Linked DNA regions of Homo sapiens: region 2 is linked to region 1. The links are chromatin loops, found by intact Hi-C in ENCODE. Cell type or tissue: PC-9. All regions are shown on one strand. Each heading gives the region's core, and the rest is flanking DNA. Links, peaks and the distances in the headings are about the cores only. Region 1 overlaps THBS4 (thrombospondin 4). Region 2 overlaps LOC105379048 (a long non-coding RNA gene).

Region 1 (4,398 bases), core at 129-4,128:
TGATATCTTCTATGATCATTAGGTAGTTGGCATCATATTTTTATATTACGGGTTGATATTATTCATTGTTAGTCAAAAAGTCAATGTCCTTGCCCTTTTATCTTGTGAATGCTGCTTGCAATCACCTTTATTATATCTATATACAACAAAACATTTATGTTAACTGCCAAAGTGAAGTCATCATCCTTATTTTAGAAATGAGCACAGCTAAGGATTTTCAGAGGAATTCTGCTTTTTGATTTAGCTAAGATTTAGGCAACATGTGCTATTTAACACATATTGTATTGGACATCAGACTATAATCTCCGCAGAGTCAGGAAAATGACTGGCTTTGCCCACCATGGTAGCACTAATGCCTAGAATGTGCCCATTTGTTGACTGACTGAATGAGTGAGTAGGTGATTATGAGACTGAGCCACTGTGATCACTACCATGGTCTAAGGAGGTAGAGCTTCTGAGAAAATTCCAGTAAGTACAGTTTCTGATGACTTTGTCAGGGGTGAGTCCTGACTTTTAGAAATTGACTTATTTGGTGGTGAACACTAATTTCTGAAATAAGCAGTGACACAATTTCTGACTGTCATTCTGATTACATGCGCTACTATGGGGATGCAGAAAGAGAGTTTAGCATATCTTTCTATTAATTTTTTTCCATATGTAAATCTACATTAAAAATCTCTCTATATATGACTGAAAAACAAAAATCCCCAAAAACCTCGGATTTTAGCTTTCTTGGAATTTCTGATTAAAAATGCTTCCTGTTGTTCAAGGGCAAAACTTCTAGGATCAGATTCATAGTTTTTATATTACTATCTAAAACTGCACAGCATTCCTACTTGCAATGGAAATTATTGCTTACACCCTGCTTCTCTGTACAAAGGGCTCAGAGTAGCTTGTAACTAAAGCATATATTAATATAATGAATTAACAAATGGAAAGTGAGGATTGAGAGGTAGCAGACAAAAATAATATGGACCATTACAGAAGAACATAGTTACTGATTTGACATTGGCTTATATAGCGGATGAAATTCAGGAACTTTAACCAGTTATACATTATTGGAAAGGACAAAGAATACTAGTTCTTTATAGAAAACAAAGCACTGCCTAGCACAAAATTCTAAAAGAAATGTATGTGGCAATTTCTACAGCAGGTGCAATGACAGAATAATAAAAATACCATCAACCTGGAGTAAAACAGAAGACAGAGGTGATGGTATCTTAAGACCAAATGCAGCTAAGCTAAGCTCCCTTTTGTTAGTGGATGTTCTGACAAGACCTGTGAAAATGCTGTTATGAAAGCTTGGCAGTTTCTAATCATTCTTTTTTATTTTCATTATAGAAAATTGAAAATAGATAATGTCATCACCCTGAGGTAGTTATTTTTACTTTTGCCCTTCCTTTCCAACGTTACAATTGTATCCAGAGTCTCTACTTATCATTGAAAGCACAAGCTCTCAATTTCGGCATCACATTAGAATTGGTATTTTAAAAATATGCTGATGCCCCTAGCATAAAAATATGCTAGGCCCCACCCGACAGATTCGGATTCAGTTTGTCCTAGGGGCAGCCCCCTATCACTTGCTTTTCAAGCTCCGCAGGTGATTCTGATGTGCAAGCGGCATTAGACCCACTGACCTGCAGCAGGAATTTCTCAGCACGCTCCTCTGCACTCCCTAGGCACTGGCAGCTCATTTTTCCACTTCAGAGAATGGTTTGTGGGTTCCTACCTGTGGCTTCCTCTGGAAAGTCCTCAATTCAATGGTCTCAGGTTTCTGGGAGGGGCCAGCAAAGGCCCTGGGGAGATTGTGAACGGAATCCACCTGGATGCAGTCCAGGTAGAGCTCTAGGGAGCCGGCCCCTCGCTGCAAATTGCTCAGCCTCAGGAGGATCCTGTGCCGCCTTCCGTCTGCCAGCTGCAGGTTGTTGAAAACCACCAAATGCACCTTCCCATCGTTCTTCAGGTAACGGAGGATGGCTGGAAGCAAGCACAGGTCAACCAATGGTGTGATAAGTGGCAGAGGGGGAAGTGGAGGGTCAACAAATGGTGTGATAAGTGTCCTGTGCTGAACAGCCTCCTGGTAACAAGACTGGGTTGCTGGACGGAATGTGAGTGAGAAATAACCACAAATATTGATTCACCATCTTCTGTGTGCTAGGCACTGTTTTCAGGCACTGGGAACCAACTCTTCTCCTGAGAATGTTTTGTGTTGATGGAGAAACAGACAATATGTGGCAAATTTGAAAATAAACAATACAATTCTCATATAGTGATAAGTACAATGAGCAAGCAGAACCCAATCTGAAAGCAAAGTAAACTCTATATAAGCGTAGAGCATGAATCCATTCATTCACCAAACACTTGCTGAGCACTACCATGGGGCTGGGGGCTGTCCTTAGGTGCTTTAAATACTTGATTTCTTCCCTTTTTTTTTTTTTTAAAGACAGGATCTCACTCTGTCCCCCAGGCTGCAGTGCAGTGGGACGATCTCAGCTCACTGCAACCTCTGCCTCCTAGGCTCAAGTCATCCTTCTGTCTTAGCCTCCTAAGTAGTTGGGACCACAGGTGTGAGCCACCACACCCAGCTAATTTATATATTTTTTGTAGAGACAGGGTTTTGCCATGTTGCCCAGGCTGGTCTCGAAATCCCGAGCTCAAGCGATCCACCTGCCTCGGCCTCCCAAAGTGCTGGGATTACAGGTGTGAGCCACTGTGCCCAGCCTAAATACTTAATTTCTACTCACTGCAACCAAATGCAATTGGAATAACTATGGACAAGGAAAGTGAGTCTCAGATAAATGAAGGCACTTGCTCAAGGACATAGGAAGTGGCAGGACTAGAATCTGAACCTGAGTGTGATTCATTCCATGACTAAAGCAATGCTAGGCATGCACAGGCCTTAGTCAGCACACATCAAATCGAGTGTAATCTGTCATATCGTCCCTCAGCAACCCATCCCTGAATTTAACAATGCTCAGTTAGATAATAAGAGGTATTGGCTGGGCACAGAGGCTTATGCCTGTAATCCGAGCACTTTGGGAGGCCGAGGTGGGAGAATCGCTTGAGTTCAGGAGTTTGAAATCAACCTAGGCAACATAGTGAGACCTCATCTCTACAAAAAGTAAATTTAAAAAAATTGGCCAGGCTGGGCGCAGTGGCTCACGCCTGTAATCCCAGCACTTTGGGAGGCTGAGGTGGGCAGATCATGAGGTCAGGAGTTCAAGACCAGCCTGACCAATATGGTGAAACCCCGTCTCTAGTAAAAATACAAAAATTAGCCAGGCATGGTGGTGTTCGCCCATAGTCCCAGCTACTCAGGAGGCTGAGGCAGGAGAATTGCTTGAACCTGGGAGGTGGAGGTTGCAGTGAGCCAAGATCACACCACTGCACTCCAGCCTGGGTGACAGAGCAAGACTCCATTTCAAAAAAAAAAAAAAAAAAAAGGCCAGGTGTGGTGGCACATACTTGTAGTCCCAGCTACTTGGGACACTGAGGTGGAGGATTGCTTGAGCCTGGGGGATTGAGGCTGCAGTGAGCCATGATCGAACCACTGCACTCCAGCCTGGGCAAAAGAGCGATCCTGTCTCAAAAAAAAAAAAAAAGAAAAGAAAAGAAAAGGTATCCATGGTTGTAAAAGAAGGACTCCCACCTTATTTTCTGTTTTTGTTTTTGTTTTGTTTTGTTTTGTTTTTCCTATGTGGGTAGCTATTCACATATCTGCTTAAGCCCACATATCTTCTGGTTTTCAGCCTTGTTTTTTTACTCCATTATTGTCCTGAACATAAGAGGCCCTGAGCTAAAATCTGCTCTTGGAAGCTGACCCTTTGTGAGTGGAGCCCATTGGCTAAGGTTTGCTAGAAAGACCAAAGTGATTTCAGCTAGTGTCTAAACACACCTCTAGGTGCATCCACAGGTACCATTCCCAAACCCAGCACTTTGGGAGGCCGAGGTGGGCAGATCACGAGGTCAGGAGTTCAAGACCAGCCTGACCAATAAGGTGAAACCCTGTCTCTACTAAAAATACAAAAATTAGCCAGGCATGGCTAATTTTCACCGGAAACAATCCCAGGAACAAGGTCGGAGGCTAATTGCAAATGTTGCTGGATAAGGGAGGTGGTAAACACATCATTGCAGCTGCAAAGCTCTGGCCAGTCTTCAGCTGTCCCAGGGTGGGAAAGCGTTAAGTAGAACTTAAAGCAGAACTTTTCTGGAGGGTAATTTAGTCACATGCATCAGAACCTTAAACATGTGTAAACCCAACAGCCCAGCATTGCCACTTCTAGGAACTAAAACTGAGGAAATTAAAGAAAAGAAGCACTTCAGCACTGTCCTGGGTTATAGAAAAAAAAAAAAAAGCAGCACCAAGATGTATGGGTGAGAATGTTCATTTCAGAAATA
Region 2 (4,398 bases), core at 96-4,095, 180 kb after region 1:
AAGGAAGAAATCCTCCCTTAAAATATAATACATTCTGTACCAACATACTTGCCCTCAAAGAAGATGACTCACTTTGTCAGAGCAGTTTCTTTCTTCATTATTTCCATGTTGCTATTCTAGAAAAGGCTTTATGGTTTATCTTGCAATAATCAAAAGGATCATGGGAAGGTTCTGCTCTCCTGACATTCCCAAAGCAATCTTCTCCCAAATTTGAATTTGAACCTAATTTGCATCCAGTCCTGTAGTTGCAAAGGAATCTGGGGAAAGTAGTCTTGAGCTGTCCAAGAAGACAACGTAGACAGCAGAGAAGGTAGGAATGGATGCTAAGTGCCCATTCACCATGCCCAACACACCTTTCTCCTGCCTTCTGTTAGAGTGTGATATTTTGGTTTTCCACCTAACCCTGTGCTGCCTTATCTTCTACCTGTTCTTTACATGTTGTTGTTACTCTGGACTCAAACCCATGCCTTTCTCACCTGTATTCTCTCTCTCTCAGCAATTTCATGCAGCAATATGTAAGGATTCCAAAATCATCATCTCCAGCCAGGCCTCTTTCTGTGTGGTACACATATCTCCAACTGCCTACTGGATCTCTGCTTAGATAGGTCTTAGGTACTTCAAACTGAACATATCCAACACCAGACTGAACACAGCCCCTCTCCAAACATGCCTGTCTCCTGATTTTCTATGGGGGCATGAAAAATGGTGACCTACATATACACCATGGAATACTATGCAGCCATAAAAAAGGATGAGTTCATGTCCTTTGTAGGGATATGGATGAAGCTGGAAACCATCATTCTCAGCAAACTATCGCAAGGACAAAAAAACAAACATCACATGTTCTCACTCATAGGTGGGAACTGAACAATGAGAACACTTGGTCAGAGGAAGGGGAACATCACACACCAGGGCCTGTTGTGGGGTGGGGGGAAGTGGGGAGGGATAGCATTAGGAGATATACCTAATGTAAATGACGAGTTAATGGGTGCAGCACACCAACATGGCACAGGTATACATATGTAACAAACCTGCACGTTGTGCACATGTACCCTAGAACTTAAAGTATAATAAAAAATATATACAATAAAATAAAATAAAAAAATAATAAAAAGAAAAATAGTGACCTAATCTGCCTAAATTCCCAAGCAAGAAACCTAGGAGTCATCCTTGACGACTCCTTCTCCTTCTTACCTCCCACATCTAGTTAATCACCAAGTCTTGAGAATTACACACATTAAATATCTCTCATATCCCAACCTGAACCCTTGAAAGGTATCACAACTGGTTTCCTTGCCTCCAGTCTTGACTTCCTTCAACTTGTTCTTCATATTGTATTCAGAAAACACTGTCAAAAACTTACATCAGATCTCATAAGACCATTGTGGCTGTCCATGTTCTTCCTATGCATCCAGGGCCATTAATATGGCTCTGAGGTTAACATTCAACTTGTGTTTATCTGCATGGTTAATGGTACTAGCTGCTTAAATAGTAAAATTCTCCTATGCTTTGGAACTACTTCCCCTATCTCCTCTCCACCCATTAACCAAAGAGTGAATGCTGAATCTACTCTGGTTGGTTGATGCTTGTGCCAATCAGTTTCCCCCAAAATATGGACTTCTAGGCACTGCCATTGGCTTCCACCATGAGAGGATTGCCTCATGCCCGTGTCTTGGTGTTTTCCCAATCCAGGTGGGTTTTGCTTGAGGATCACTGTGGTGGTGTTCAGCAGGCAAGCCCTATGCTCACCAAGCTCTAGGCCTTGTCCCAGTGAATTCACTTAACCAGAGCATTCCCAAATCCCATGGTAAAGGGATGACATTACCCCTGATAGGGACTCTGGTACCCTCCCAGGCTGTAGTCAGCTACCACAGGCCAGTGCTCCCTCAGAGTCGCCCTCACCTGGCCATATGTGGGAACATCAGCTTTTGTCGAACTTGGGCTCCTAGAGTACCCAGTGAAAATTGAAAGAGCAAATAAGTGCATATTAATATGCTTCCTACAGGTCCTGGTCAGGTGCCGGGCAGAGTTCAGGAATGATGGGCACTCTCGAGAAAGACAGGCACCCATAAGGATGGTCTGGAGACCAGTGAGAAATTCTTCTCTGTTGAATTACTCCTACATTTATCAGAAGAGCTTGGATACCTGATGGTCATCTGTCCTGGGCATTTACAATATTAATTTTATTACTAAAGGGGAGAGCTAATGGGAATAGAACGCCAGCTGTGTTCATTCTAGATGTATATTAATTCAGTGGAACACCACAGATACCATAATTTCCATTTTATGCATGAGAAAACCGCAGTGCAGGGAGGTTATCTACAGCCTGAGGGGCTGAGCCAAAATACTGAACTGGCAGCTCAGTACGTAATTGCCCACTAGAGCCTCTCATCTAGCCTAAGGAGTAGGTGAAACTCAAGCATGTGATTCCAATATACCATTTTCATGACTTAGTCAATATAAAGATATTGAATAGATAAAAATCTAAGGCAGTATTACAAGCGCTAGGAAACTTTGTTAATGCAATGGCTGTTATTTCAGCAGATGCTGAGAGAAAATTAAGCATCTTGAAAAATACCATTGAAGTTAAGTGGATTCTCCACTTCCTGAGTCTGCGTGTTACTTAATGTGCAGCAATTTAATGGGAAAATCATTGGAAAAGTTTTCTCATGGCTCAGGGGCATCATTTATCTAGTGGCAGTTACATCAAAGAAAAAAAAAATCACATCTATAAACAATTTGTAGTATTACTTAAATCTCTTGGAAAGGAAGACATTGAATAATATCTATAATTTAGCAAATTTAGAGAATAAAATGGAACACATTTTATAATTACATTTAAGATAAATGTAATAGTTTATGAAATTATATCCACGTGTCAGCTGTTAAATATTTTTGTCTTGCCCCTGCCTATCTCTCAAGCCTTCTCTGGTGATTCCTCCTCTCATCCTGGGCTTCAGCAATTCTGTAAGCTTCGGTTCTTGAGAGTCCTCCCTTTTCTTGGAACATTCTTCTCCCTACATCCACAATGCTGAGCATCAGCCCAGGCTCACTTCCTCAGGGTGAGTATCTTTGCCCTTTGGAATAAATCAAGTACCCTTACTGGATATTACAGAACCCTCTGGATGTCTCCCAGCAAAACCTTATTGCCACTGGCTATTAATGTAATCACTTATTCTGGGCCTGTTCTTCTTACCAGACTCTAGGTCCCATGAGGGCAGAGGCGACCGCAGTCCTACTCCCTGCTGCATCTCTAGGGCCCAGTCAGGGGCCCTGGACATACTAGCTGCCCCAAAGCTATTTTCTGAATAAAAAGCTGCATTGCGGCCCATCAAAACACTTTACATTTGCCTTTAAGTTAATAGCACGTGTAGGTTGGGCACAGTGGCTCACGCCTGTAATCCCAGCACTTTGGGAGGCCGAGGCGGGTGGATCACTTAAGGCCAGGAGTTCAAGACCAGCCTGGCCAACGTGGTGAAATCCCGTCTCTACTAAAAATACACACACACACACACACACATACACACACACACACACATAAAAGCATGTATAGATATTTTTAAATTGACTAACAAATTTTTGCAGTCAATCATTTGAAAGTTAAGTTCAAATGATTTTCTAAAAAGATGTAAATTGGGGTTGAAACCCAAGGTTCTCGGCTTCCAGGAATTTTTCTCTAGGGATAGTTATTTAACTGACCGAGCAGCACCCCTCATTATTCTTGGATTTTCCCATACTTGCCAGGGTCTTACTCTCCTTTCTCTTCCTACAATTCATCATCTTCAGAATCTCTACATATGGGCCTGAGCAGACCCCTCATATTGGTTTGAGTTGGACACCATTTTGATCATTAGACCTTTGTTTGCTGTTTGGTGGTTTTTTGTTGTTGTTGTTGTTTTTCAGAAACACGCAAATGTTGTGTTTGATCTGTGGTTAAACACTTCTTGAACACTTCAGACCTCGGCTTCTTGGTGATCTCATAAATTTTCCACAGACTGTGTGTCATTCACAACCTAAGGATCTGGAAGGAAACCCAGCTTTAAAATGCACTTCCCAGTGATTTCAGCCTGAAAGGTGATATGTCTGTTTTTCTAACATCTCAAAGTCACTGGAATGTGCATTGGCAATGTTTCTAGACCAGATTTCTGGGGAACTGGCTCATTTGTCTGAGAGACACAGTTAAGTTAAAGACACTAAAATCTCAATTCTCTTGGCTACTTCACTTCAACTACACAGATGGCTGCTTTGGAGACTAGCATATATATTAGCTGAGATAAACAGGAATATGTCCTGGCAGAAGAGTATTGTCCAAGTGATATTAGAAGCAAAGCTTCTGAGAATGTCATTAAGAATATGTCCTTTAAGTGGTGAGACCATTGGTTGATGTAACTCAACATT

What was found. A loop is a pair of places that touch in the nucleus more often than their neighbours do. Peaks named below come from ENCODE experiments on the same cell type or tissue, not always from the same donor. Only the 100,000 strongest peaks of a DNase experiment are listed, where the experiment ranks them.
Region 2: a loop joins it to region 1, with 3.0 times the contacts of the local background. A loop is called at or near these places in 1 of 110 quality-filtered maps.

Annotation. Positions count from the first base shown.
Region 1 is chr5:80,053,364-80,057,761 of GRCh38, reverse strand. THBS4 (thrombospondin 4) reads right to left here. Exons shown (of 22, transcript NM_003248.6): 3 at 1,730-1,977. Among named protein-coding and RNA genes, the nearest start is that of THBS4, 20 kb to the right of the region's middle. RefSeq lists a silencer at 2,770-2,970. In PC-9, for the core only: no CTCF peak of the experiment used is centred there; DNase peaks (open chromatin) are centred at 1,711, 2,111 and 2,861; H3K4me3 peaks cover 1,514 bases; H3K27ac peaks cover 2,133 bases.
Region 2 is chr5:79,876,408-79,880,805 of GRCh38, reverse strand. The region is part of intron 1 of LOC105379048 (a long non-coding RNA gene); the gene reads right to left. Among named protein-coding and RNA genes, the nearest start is that of LINC01455, 58 kb to the left of the region's middle. In PC-9, for the core only: a CTCF peak has its summit at 1,854; no DNase peak of the experiment used is centred there.